2 separate regions of the Homo sapiens genome follow, and region 2 is linked to region 1. A link is an interaction called in ENCODE POLR2A ChIA-PET data of the cell type or tissue named here. Cell type or tissue: Panc1. All regions are shown on one strand. Links, peaks and the distances in the headings refer to the core of each region. The heading gives the core; the rest is flanking DNA.

Region 1 (5,393 bases), core at 55-5,054:
CAATCTAAAAAGAAATCAAGACAGTAATCACAATTACAATAGCTACCAATACAATAAAATATCTAGTAATAAACTTAATCAAAGAAATGAAATATCTCTACAATAAAAAGTATAAAACATTGATGCAAGTAATTGAAGAGGACACAAAAAAATGAAGCTAGCTCATGTTCATGAATTGGAAGAATCAATATTGTTATCCAAAGTAATTTACAGATTCAGTGCAATCCCTATCAAAATATCAATGACATGCTTTACAGAAATTGAAATAATAATCCTAAAATCTATATGGAACCACAAAAGATCCAGAACAGCCAAAGACATCCTGAGCAAAAATAACAAAACTGGAAAAATTACAATACCTGGCTTCAAATTATACTAAAGACCTATAGTAACTAAGCAGCATGGTACTGGAATAAAAACAGACACATAGACCAGTGGAAAAAATAGAGAATCCATAAAGAAGTCCACACACTAACAGTGAACTCATTTTCAACAAAGGTGTCAAGAACATACACTGTGGAAAAACAGTCTCTTTAATAAATGGTGCTGGGAAAACTGGATATCCATATGCAGAAGAATAAAACTAGACCCCTATATCTTGCCATGTACAAAAATCAAATTAAAATAAATTAAAAACTGAAATCTAAGAGCTCAAACTATGAAATTACTAAAACAAAGCATTTGGGGAAACTCTCCAGCACATTGGCCTGGGAAAATAATTTTTAAGAAATACCCTAAAAGCATAGGCAATGAAAACAAAAATGTACAAATTGGATTACTTTATTAAAAAGCTTCTGCACAACAGAAGAAATCATGAACAAATTTAAAAAACAACCCACAGAATGGGAGAAAATATTTGCAAACTATCCATCTGACAAGAGACCAATAACCAGAATATATAAGGTGGTCAAACAACTCAATAGGAAAAAATCTTATAATCTAATTTAAAAATGAGTAAAAGAAATGAATAGAAATTTCTCAAAAGAAGACATACAAATGGCAAATAGGCATATGAAATGGTGCTCACCATCACTGATCATCAGAGAAATGCAAATCAAAACTACAGTGAGATATCCTGTCATTCCAGTTAAAATGGCTTTTATCCAAACAGCTAACAACAAATGTTGGCAACTATGTGGAGAAAAGGAATCCTCATAAACTGGTGGGAATTTAAGCTAGCACAACCACTATGGAGAAAAGTATGTCAGTTCTATGGAGAAAAGTAGGTCAGTTCCTCAAAAAAACTAAAAATGAATTACTATATGATCCAGCAACCCCCTGCTGGGTATGTACCCAAAATAAAGGAAACCAGTATATTGAAAAGATATCTGTATTCTCATGTTTGTTGTAGCACTATTCAAAATAGCCAAGATTTGGAAGCAACCTAAGTGTCCATCAACAGATGAATGGGTAAAGAAAATGTGGTATATATACACAGTGGAGTAATATTCAGCCATAAAAAAAATGAGATCCTGTCATTTGCAACAACATGAATGGAGCTGACGGATACTTTGGTAAGTGAAATAAGCCAGGCACAGAAAGACAAGCTTCACATGTTCTCATTCATTTCTGGGAGCTAAAAATTAAAACAATTGAACTCAGAGATAGAATGATGGTTACCAGATGCCGGGCAGGATGGAGGAGAAGGGGAAATAGTTAGCATGTACAAAAATTTGTTAGATAGAATGTATAAAATATAGTATTTCTTTTTGTTGTTTTATTTGTTTGTTTGTTTGTTTGTTTTTGACATGTGGTCTTATTCCAATGCCCAGGCTGGAGTGCAGTGGTGTGATCATGGCTCACTGCAACCTCGACCTCCTGGGTTCTAACAATTCTTCAACCTCAGCTTCCCAAAGTGTTGGGATTATAGACATGAGCCAGCATGCCAGGCCAGATCTATTATTTGATAGCACAGCAGGGTAATTACAATCAACAAAAATTTGTTGTAAATTTTAAAATGACTAAAACTGTATAATTGGAATGTTTGTAAAACAAATAAATGATAAATGCTCAAGGTGATTGATGCCCCACTTACCTGATGTGAATATTATGCACTGTATGCCTGTATCAAAATATCTCTTATACCTCATAAATATGTACAACTACTATGTACCCATTAAAATTAGAAAAAAATTATAAAAAGAATTACTGGAATATGAAGTGTAGGTGGTCAGAGAAGGACTTTTGGAGGAAGTCCAGATCTGAAAGGTAAGATGGAGCCAGGAATGGTCTGAAGGCAGGGAGGTCCCATGCAGCAAATAAACAAACACGAAGTATCTGAATCAGAAATACAGTTGGAAATTTTGAGGAATAAAATTGTCAGTGTGTATTGAGCATAGAAAACAAAGGTAGAGAAGTATCAGATGAGCTCAGAGTTAGACAGGTACCACGTTATCTAAGATGTTATAGGCTGGAGTAAGAAATTGGAATTTTATTATAATGTCAAAGGGTAGCATTGGCAGGTTTCAAGCAGGGAAGTGACATTACCTCATTTGCATGTTTTATATAAGATCACTTTAGCAGCTGCATAGAAAATGGGTTATGAGGATGTGATATGTAGAAGTAAGGAGAACAAATATGAAACTATTGCAGGTGTCTAGGGACAGACGGTGGCAGGTGAGATGAGATTAGTAGTAGGAACTATGGTATGAAGTAGTCATATCAAAATTTTGGAGGGATAGCCAACAGGACGTTTGTAGACTGAAAACAGATGGATAAGTAAAAAGTGGAATGTTAGAGGAATCACAGAGTTTACGGCCTGGGACATGTGTAAATCATGATTTTGTAACTGATGAGATAGAGGCAGGACAGTGGAGACAGTTCTGTGGGAAAATCAGTTTGTCTTTTGTGTATGTGTTATTTTTGAAATGCCAATTTGATATCCAAAACTCAACTGTGACAATTATAGGGAAACTTGGATTCAGGAGTTTAATGTGGGAAAACAAGTTATTTGCATTTTCAGTGCTAAGAGCTTTTCTCAGAAATATAATTACAATTTTAGTCATTCTCTTTTAAATTCTATTAGATTAATTATTTGCCACAATCAACATATTCATTTAATAAGACTCTAAAAAGCATGTCATGCATCCAGTCACAACACGTAACATGACCATAGGTTATTTTTAATACAGGCCCTACTAACTTTGTCCTAAACTACACGCTTTGGTGACTGAAAAATGTTTGTCCCATGAAGTGATCTCATGAGTAAATGATGAAGTAGAGATGGAGAAATAGTAGTGAAGGCCTCTGGTCCCTAATGCCCTAGCCATCTCGCCCACTGTCATCCCCGCTAAACACACAGCACAGATTTTGAACTCAAGACTTCTTCCTGTGACTTTATTTAAATATAAGGTCATATAACTTTTTAAAAATTTGTATTCCTTACCCCTAAAGTCTTGCCTTTGTCTGGAATGCTTTATTCTACTGCAATACTTAGCCTTGAGTAAATTTATTTATGCCTTTTATTTCATATCTTTAGTTCTGTCTTGAGGTAAGATGACTTTAGAGATTATGAGGAATGAAACAGCCCTAGGTTCAGAGGCCTCAGACCGGCCTGCAGCTGAAGGAGAGTTAATAAAGAAAACCTGTTATTAAATGGAAGTGCGGTGGCAAGCATATCTGTCACTTTTCCCAATCAATACAGAAGCCGTGAGAATGAGCTCCCATTTCATACATGTTATGTTATAGGGCTGAAGATCTCTCTAGCATTCGTAAAATGACAACGGGATAAGAGCATGCAGTGGCAAAAAAAGAACTATTTATCTGCAGAAGCGCTATAAGCCCTGAGCAGTATTTCCAGAAGCATGTCCTTAAACGTTCTATTAATTTATAAATATTTTGAAGTGACCCTGGATTTCATGTGTGTGTACATTATATTGAGCCAGAGTTTTGATTACTTTCCAAGGAAACCAGTAAGTGTAATAATTTTTATGTAGCAAAACTGCTAGTCATTTCTGCTACACAAAAATCCCCTGGTCACTTTTTGTTATTTGTGTGACCAGGGAATTTTTATGTAGCAGAAATAGCTAGTATCACAAAAAAAAAAAAAAAAAAAAAAAATCATACTATTGTTTCCTTAACATTAGGAAAGTGGCCAGTAGGAAGTGGCTACATGGTTAGCCAGAACCCCCTTGCAGTTAGGTAGGGGCATGTGACAATGTTCTGCTCAATGAAATATTATACAGCAGAAGTGATGGGCACTCTTACAAAACTGACCCATAAACAAATCATACGTATACTTCTCCATGATCTTTCCCCCTTCTGACTGAAATGGGAATATTTCACAGAAAAATCTTGGAAGCCATGTGTTGAAGATGCCAGGGCCTCGGTTAGCCTAGCTCTTTGAATTCCCACAGGAGAAGAGTTGAAGATGCAGACCACCTCTAACATCTCCAAAATTAAACTAAACAGTTTTTACTTACTGTTTTTTTTTCCTTACAGCTTTTAATGGCATCATATTTTTTAGGATATAGGGAATCTAAAAAATACTCTATGCAGGAATATGGCTGATCCTCACAAGATTGGATGAGCTCTGCTGTTACCAAGCCCTTGGCAATTTCCAGAACTATCAGGCTATTGGGAGATGACATCTGTTTTTGTGGCCTGCTCAGCATCCTTAACCTCTTATTTGATAATAACATCTTGGATTGCCTCTGAGGAACTACAGATCTCCCACTGCATACATTCTTAGCAAAGTACCAATCATGGTACTCCACTACTCCATTCTTTCTTGGTCAAGGGTTGAGCAAAAAACAAATCTAAGTAAATCAGACCCTCTGTACCTGAAATCTCTAGGGGTGTGTCAGGCAGAATGTAAGAGGAACTGAAAATGGTTGTCACAAATTCATTTTGACAGCTGCACTCTGAAAATCATTATGTCCTACATCCTAGATCCTCAGATTTATCCTTAGAACCTGAGGTGTTTGTTTGTTTGTTTGTTTGTTTGGTATCTCCTTCAATTCTCTGAACTTTCACATTTCCTTTCGATAAATCCCTTTGTATTTATATTGCTTTATGTTAGTGTCATATATTTGTTAGCTATTTCTGAAAAACACATTACCCTAAAACTTAGTCACTTAAAAACAACAGTAAATGTTTATTTCTCATGTTCTGTGGTTAAGAGCTTGGGAGTGTCTTTAGCTGGGTGATTCTGGCTCAGGGTCTCTCATGGGACTACAGTCAGATGTCAGCTAAACCCGTAATCATATGGTGGTTTGATCAGGAATGGAGAGTCCCCTTCCAAAGTGGCTCACTCAAATGTTTGACAAGTTGGTGCTGGCTATTGGCAGGAGGCCTTAGATTTGTTCTTCATGGGCTTTCTTCTTCTTTTTTTTAATTTCCAATTTCTTTTATGTTAGGTTCAAGAGGTGCATGTGCAGGTTTGTTACACAGAT
Region 2 (5,393 bases), core at 179-5,178, 300 kb before region 1:
GCAATCCGCCCGTCTTGGCCTCCCAAAGTGTTGGGATTACAGGCGTGAGCCACCACGCCAGGCCTGAACAATTTCTTAGTAAGAGGCATATCAAACCATTTACATTTAGAAAATAAATGCCAAATGCCAGGTGAACAGCTTTTTGCCATGTGTCATTCAGTTTTAGAATTTCTGCTCACTTTGATTGTACCATGAAACCTACACTTAGATGGAGCAGAAAACTTCAATAGGGCTAAGGCATGTGAGCAAGAAGTGCTTTTAAAACTTCCACTGAGGGCATTCTCTACTTTGGGGATTAAGGAAAGTTTTACATTTTACCGATTATGGATGGACTCTCAAGTTGAAATCTAAGTGAAGTGGTTCCATTAATCCAATTTATCACTGTGATAATTTAATATACTCTATGGATTGGTGATCAGGGCAGCCGACTAGTTTTCTCTCCTTTAACCTGGCTTAGTTTCCTCATAGAAGAGACATTTTAAATGTAATAAGCCTTGGCTCTTGCCTAGCGAGTTTTTTCTTCCATTATTCTTTATACTGGAAGAGTAGCTGGTTTCAAAGACTTAAGTTTCCCAAATCCCCTACTTGATGTTTTCAGGGCTTCTCCCACATCCTTGGTCTTTACCATTTTGGTATATGTTTGCCCGAATCCCAACTGCCAGAGAGCTTACTTCTTTGCCTGAGGACTTGCCCTGGATCCCGAAGCCTGTTTGCCCATGCAGGAGGAAGGCTGGAAGTCCCAGGAAATTAATGATCCTTTGGAGCAGGATTTAGTCAATGACTGAAGAAGTCAGTGTATAAAAACCCCAGCTCTCTCTCCCTTGGGGAAGCTAATCCAGATGCACGTGTTCCACAGGCTTCCAGAGTTCCCCAGTAAGACTGAGCTCCAGTTGTCCACAGTGATGACTTGCTTGACAAAGCACCCCTGTTCATTATCTTCCCTTGCTAGTGTGACTTCCCACCTCTCCTACTAGTATTTCCTAAAATCACCTCTGAAACAATTTCTTCTTGAATCTTTGTCTCAAGGTCTACATCTGAGTCTACATCTGGGGAAGTTCTGAATAATTTGTAATAGAAACATCTTTGGCTTTACTATTCCCCCGAAAAAAACTAAATAAGCCACTTCTCATCCCCAATTATGCAGGGGCTATGTCTCCACTTTAAGGCATATTTTCTAGGTATTTTTTGTGGCATATTTTTGTCTTGAAAAATCTGCCAAAATATATATAAAATGACAGCTCACTTTAATCATGCTTAATGAACACTTGCTCTGAAGCTCTGGCTAGCAGCCAGCTGATACCTGGATGCTCCAAACTTCAGAAGTTGTACAGCTCAGCGGCTCTGGTAAATTCAATTCAATCTTGAAATTAAAATGTTGCAGAGACAGTTTCTGATATTGTTTTCCAGAAAATTGGCCTTAATAGAGTAAAAATAACATTCATATTTAATCTTCTTTCCTTTTCCTCTAAGTAATTTAAGGAAAAGTTAACTTAGTTTACCAAGGCCCAAGGCAATGCTCAGCTATATTAAAATAAAATATAATAAAGCCTTCTTAAAATACATTTTTCTGAATTCTATCTCAAATCTATAAAATCAGGACCTTTGAAATTGAGGAATTAATGTTTTACAATTCCCCAAAAATAATTTTTATACACTCTCAGGTTATATTGCCTTGGTGCTTAATAGTTGTTTTTTTTTTTTCACTTTTCCTTTCTTCTAATCTCATAGTTAAGTTGAATCAGATTGCCCTATTCTTTTGGCAATCTAAAGGAAACATATTTGCATGTACACCCTGTAGAACAGTATTTACTTAAGTCTAGGTTTAATAGAAAATAATAAGTCTAATAAGAAGCCCAAGTTCCTATAATAAAAATGAAACAATAAATGCATAGAAATATGAGGAAGAAATTACACCCATTAAATGCACCTAGCCTGATGAGTGATAGGATGGCTGCTTATTCAAGTTGGAAATTTTACACATGATCGAAGCTTTATTTAGTCTAATGGAATGTGCTTCCTGAATCTGGCTTCTAACTAAGCCAGGGCACAATAGCAAGTATTATGTGATTGGACTGAGCTCATTCCCTTCTCTGAGTCATTGTGACTCAGTCTTGACTGCCTCTTTCTCTCAGGTAGCCTATCACCTTACTTTTCCCCTCTGGTTTAGAAATTCATTCAGAATGTTACAGAAACCAACTTGACTATCCTTATACATCATGGGTTACCGCTCCCGTCTTTCTCTAAGAACTTCTGGAATCACTTGGAATATTTAGCCTTATTTTACAGTTTAGAAAACATAAGCTCAGTGATTTATGGAGATAAAATTCACAGAAAGTGTCCCACTAGTGGCCAAGATAAGCCTGTCTCACTGCTAGAGGATCACATGGGTGGATGAATGCCATGCTAATTACACCAGCAAAGTAGAGATGACTCCAAAATATTTTTTAGGATAATTTAATATTTGTAATTCTCAAAAAACAATATTAAATATATAATCTTTAGAGGTTTCTGAACACTCATATATGTCCTTACATTTATTAGTCTTTATTTTGACATATTTAGAGAGGTAGGGATGTATCAAAATCAAATTGTAACTTGTGGCTTCCGAATGTTCTTAATCCAAACATTTCCTGTCTTCATGTATTGCTTAGCCACTGAGCATAAACCCATAAGATATAGTACAAGGAAAGCATTGTCAGGATGCTCATATATCCTGGAAATAATTTTGGTTTTCCCACTGGTCACCCTGGGTTGTCCATGCAATCATCCAAGTCAATGCTAAAGTTTCAAATTGTTTTGAGGATCTGAATTAAGGAAACTTAATATTAGAAGAAATATACTCCATTCCCAGACAGGCTCTCAAGGCTAACACATTTCTAATGCAGATGTAAAGGTTATTTATTGGTCAAGAGTATTATAAAGTGGCCTATCTACTATAGCTTTTAGACTTTCCAGGAAAGTGTCAAATCACCCTGCCTTTGTTCAAATACTCTGTTTAGGTCTTGCCTTTCTAAGACTTCTCTTTATATACTGCATCTCTGAGTGTGTCCCTACACAACAAGGAGATGTTAGGCTCTTACCATCAATGGAAGAAGAATCCCATGTTTCTCTCAAGTCATCTTCCTCCAAAATTCAATATGAGTTCATTCTGGGCCACTGATCTGACTATGAATTCTGGGAAGTGTGCAGTTATCAGATAGTGATCTAGAATTCATACAACCTACAAAAGACATTGTTTATAATAACTTAAACCACATCACAAGTTTCCCCTCCCCTGGAGACTGTAGTGAAAGCAGAGCATCATTAGGCAAGACACCTGATAGAAACATTAGATGTTGGTTCTGGTTCCCCAACAATAAAAAATTCACAAGGACTTTAGCCTTGCTGACCACATTGCTAGAGTTGTTGACATTGTAGGGCTTTGTGGATAGTCCAGGCTGACTTCCATCTATTTCCCACCTACAGTCCTTGACATCTTCCATGCCACTGTCACATTGCTGAGTTCAGGGTGAGAACTCCCTCTTCTTCCCTCTAGCATTAACTTGTAATCATATTGATCAGGTCTCTGACAAAGAAGTCTTGGTGACTTAGTTTGGTATAATTCTTTTAGCATAACCACCACATTTAACTCATTTTTCCTTTTTTTTTTTATAGTCTCCAGTTCTGTTTGGAAATACAGGTTGGCTTCTCTTGGAGATAGTTCTAAAGATGATATGAGTAAAAATACACAGTTGGACACATTGAACAATTCCCTTGCAGCTTAAAATGTCTGGACTAAGCTGAGTTTCTTCTGAATCTAGAATGTAAGCACTGGGGTAGCAGATTGGGAAGAATATAAATTCATTGAAATGTAAGTTACCACATGAAAAATTCCACTCTCCAAACAACCAATTTGCTGAGAGCAAATCTGGCTGCCACTTGCATATGAACATTGATTGTTCAAGAACTATCTAGGGCTCTTAAAATGGGAAAGCTATTTTTTTCTTACCCTGTACTATCTGAAAATCACTACTTGATATGGTTTGGCCATGCCCCCCACCCAAATTTCATCTTGAATTGTAGCTCCCATAATTCCCACATGTTGTGGGAGGAGCCCAGTGGGAGATAATTGAATCATCAGGGTGGTTTCACTCATACTGTTCTCGTGATAGTGAATAAGTCTCACAAGATCTGATGGCTTTATAAGAAGGAGTTTCCCTGCACAAGCTCTCTCTTTGCCTGCTGCCATCCATGTAAGACATGACTTGCTCCTCCTTGCCTTCTGCCACGTTGTGAGGTCTCCCCAGCAACGTGGAACTGTAAGTCCATTAAACTTCTTTCTTTTGTAAATTGCCCAGCCTTGGGTATGTGTTTATCAGCAGCATGAAAAAGGACTAATACACTACTAAATCAAAGCAATTTAATTGTACTTTATTTTTTACAAAGTATAAGTAATTTCACCACTGTCTTTTTACTTCTTGTTTTCCACTGTGATGAAACCTGTATATAATTTAAACAAGCAAATAATTAAGTAAATAAGTCAACAAATAAATCTCAAAAAACAGAATTTTCAGTGGTCCAAAGAAGCAATATAAATTATATAATACAATAAATACACACAAACACAGCATCTTTAATACAATTCACTGACTTTCTCTATAACTTTAATAGATAATAGTACAGTTCAGTTGAATGTAGATTAATTTAGTACTTTGGATTTGTGAACTGTTCTCAATCATTTACCATTTTATAGATAAATGAGAAGTTGTATTAGTCAGCATCGCTGAGATATCAAATGATCCTCATATTTTAGTGGCTTAAATCACAAATATTTATGCCTTGCTCACATTTCATGTCAACTAACTTGGGACTGTCCCATTGTATTTCTTCTCATTCCGGCACTGACGGTCAAGGAGAAGTGCTCTTTTGGCTTTGCTATTCTCTTGGAAAAGGAAAAAAGATGAAAGCCATTTGTGCAGTATCCTCTAATGCTTCTATTTACACATCAAGACGGTTTATATTCCATTGAACAAAGCAAGTCATGACAAGGTTCAAAATGAAGGGGGCAGCAAAGCACATTCCTCCCTTGGAAAAGCACAGAAATCACATAGCAACAGATGATGGTACATATTCTTACAGGCCAAGGAGGCATGAATAATTGAGAACAGCAATATAATCTAATACAAAATTATTTTTCTTAAATGCCATTATTTTTTCCTGGATATAGAAAAATGAAGAAGATGAAGCTTCATTACTGATATACCAATTTTACTTGATTCTGGGTTTATATTTGTAAACAAGAGTGGAAGATTTCATGTGAGCTTGAATATGGATGTAGTCAGGGGCATGAGCCTGATGAATTAAATAGGTCAGCATATATAACATAATACAAAGGAAGACAGAAAACCATCCTG

The links. ChIA-PET counts read pairs that join two places held together with the same protein. Peaks named below come from ENCODE experiments on the same cell type or tissue, not always from the same donor. Only the 100,000 strongest peaks of a DNase experiment are listed, where the experiment ranks them.
Region 2: POLR2A ChIA-PET joins it to region 1 with 11 read pairs; 2 of 35 experiments call an interaction of 5 or more read pairs at or near these places.

The regions. Positions count from the first base shown.
Region 1 is chr20:11,479,857-11,485,249 of GRCh38, forward strand. No RefSeq gene overlaps it. Among named protein-coding and RNA genes, the nearest start is that of LINC00687, 390 kb to the right of the region's middle. In Panc1, for the core only: no CTCF peak of the experiment used is centred there; no DNase peak of the experiment used is centred there.
Region 2 is chr20:11,177,110-11,182,502 of GRCh38, forward strand. It overlaps LOC105372528 (a long non-coding RNA gene), which reads right to left and starts at 1,344. Exons shown (of 3, transcript XR_937260.2): 1 at 1,301-1,344. In Panc1, for the core only: no CTCF peak of the experiment used is centred there; a DNase peak (open chromatin) is centred at 2,082.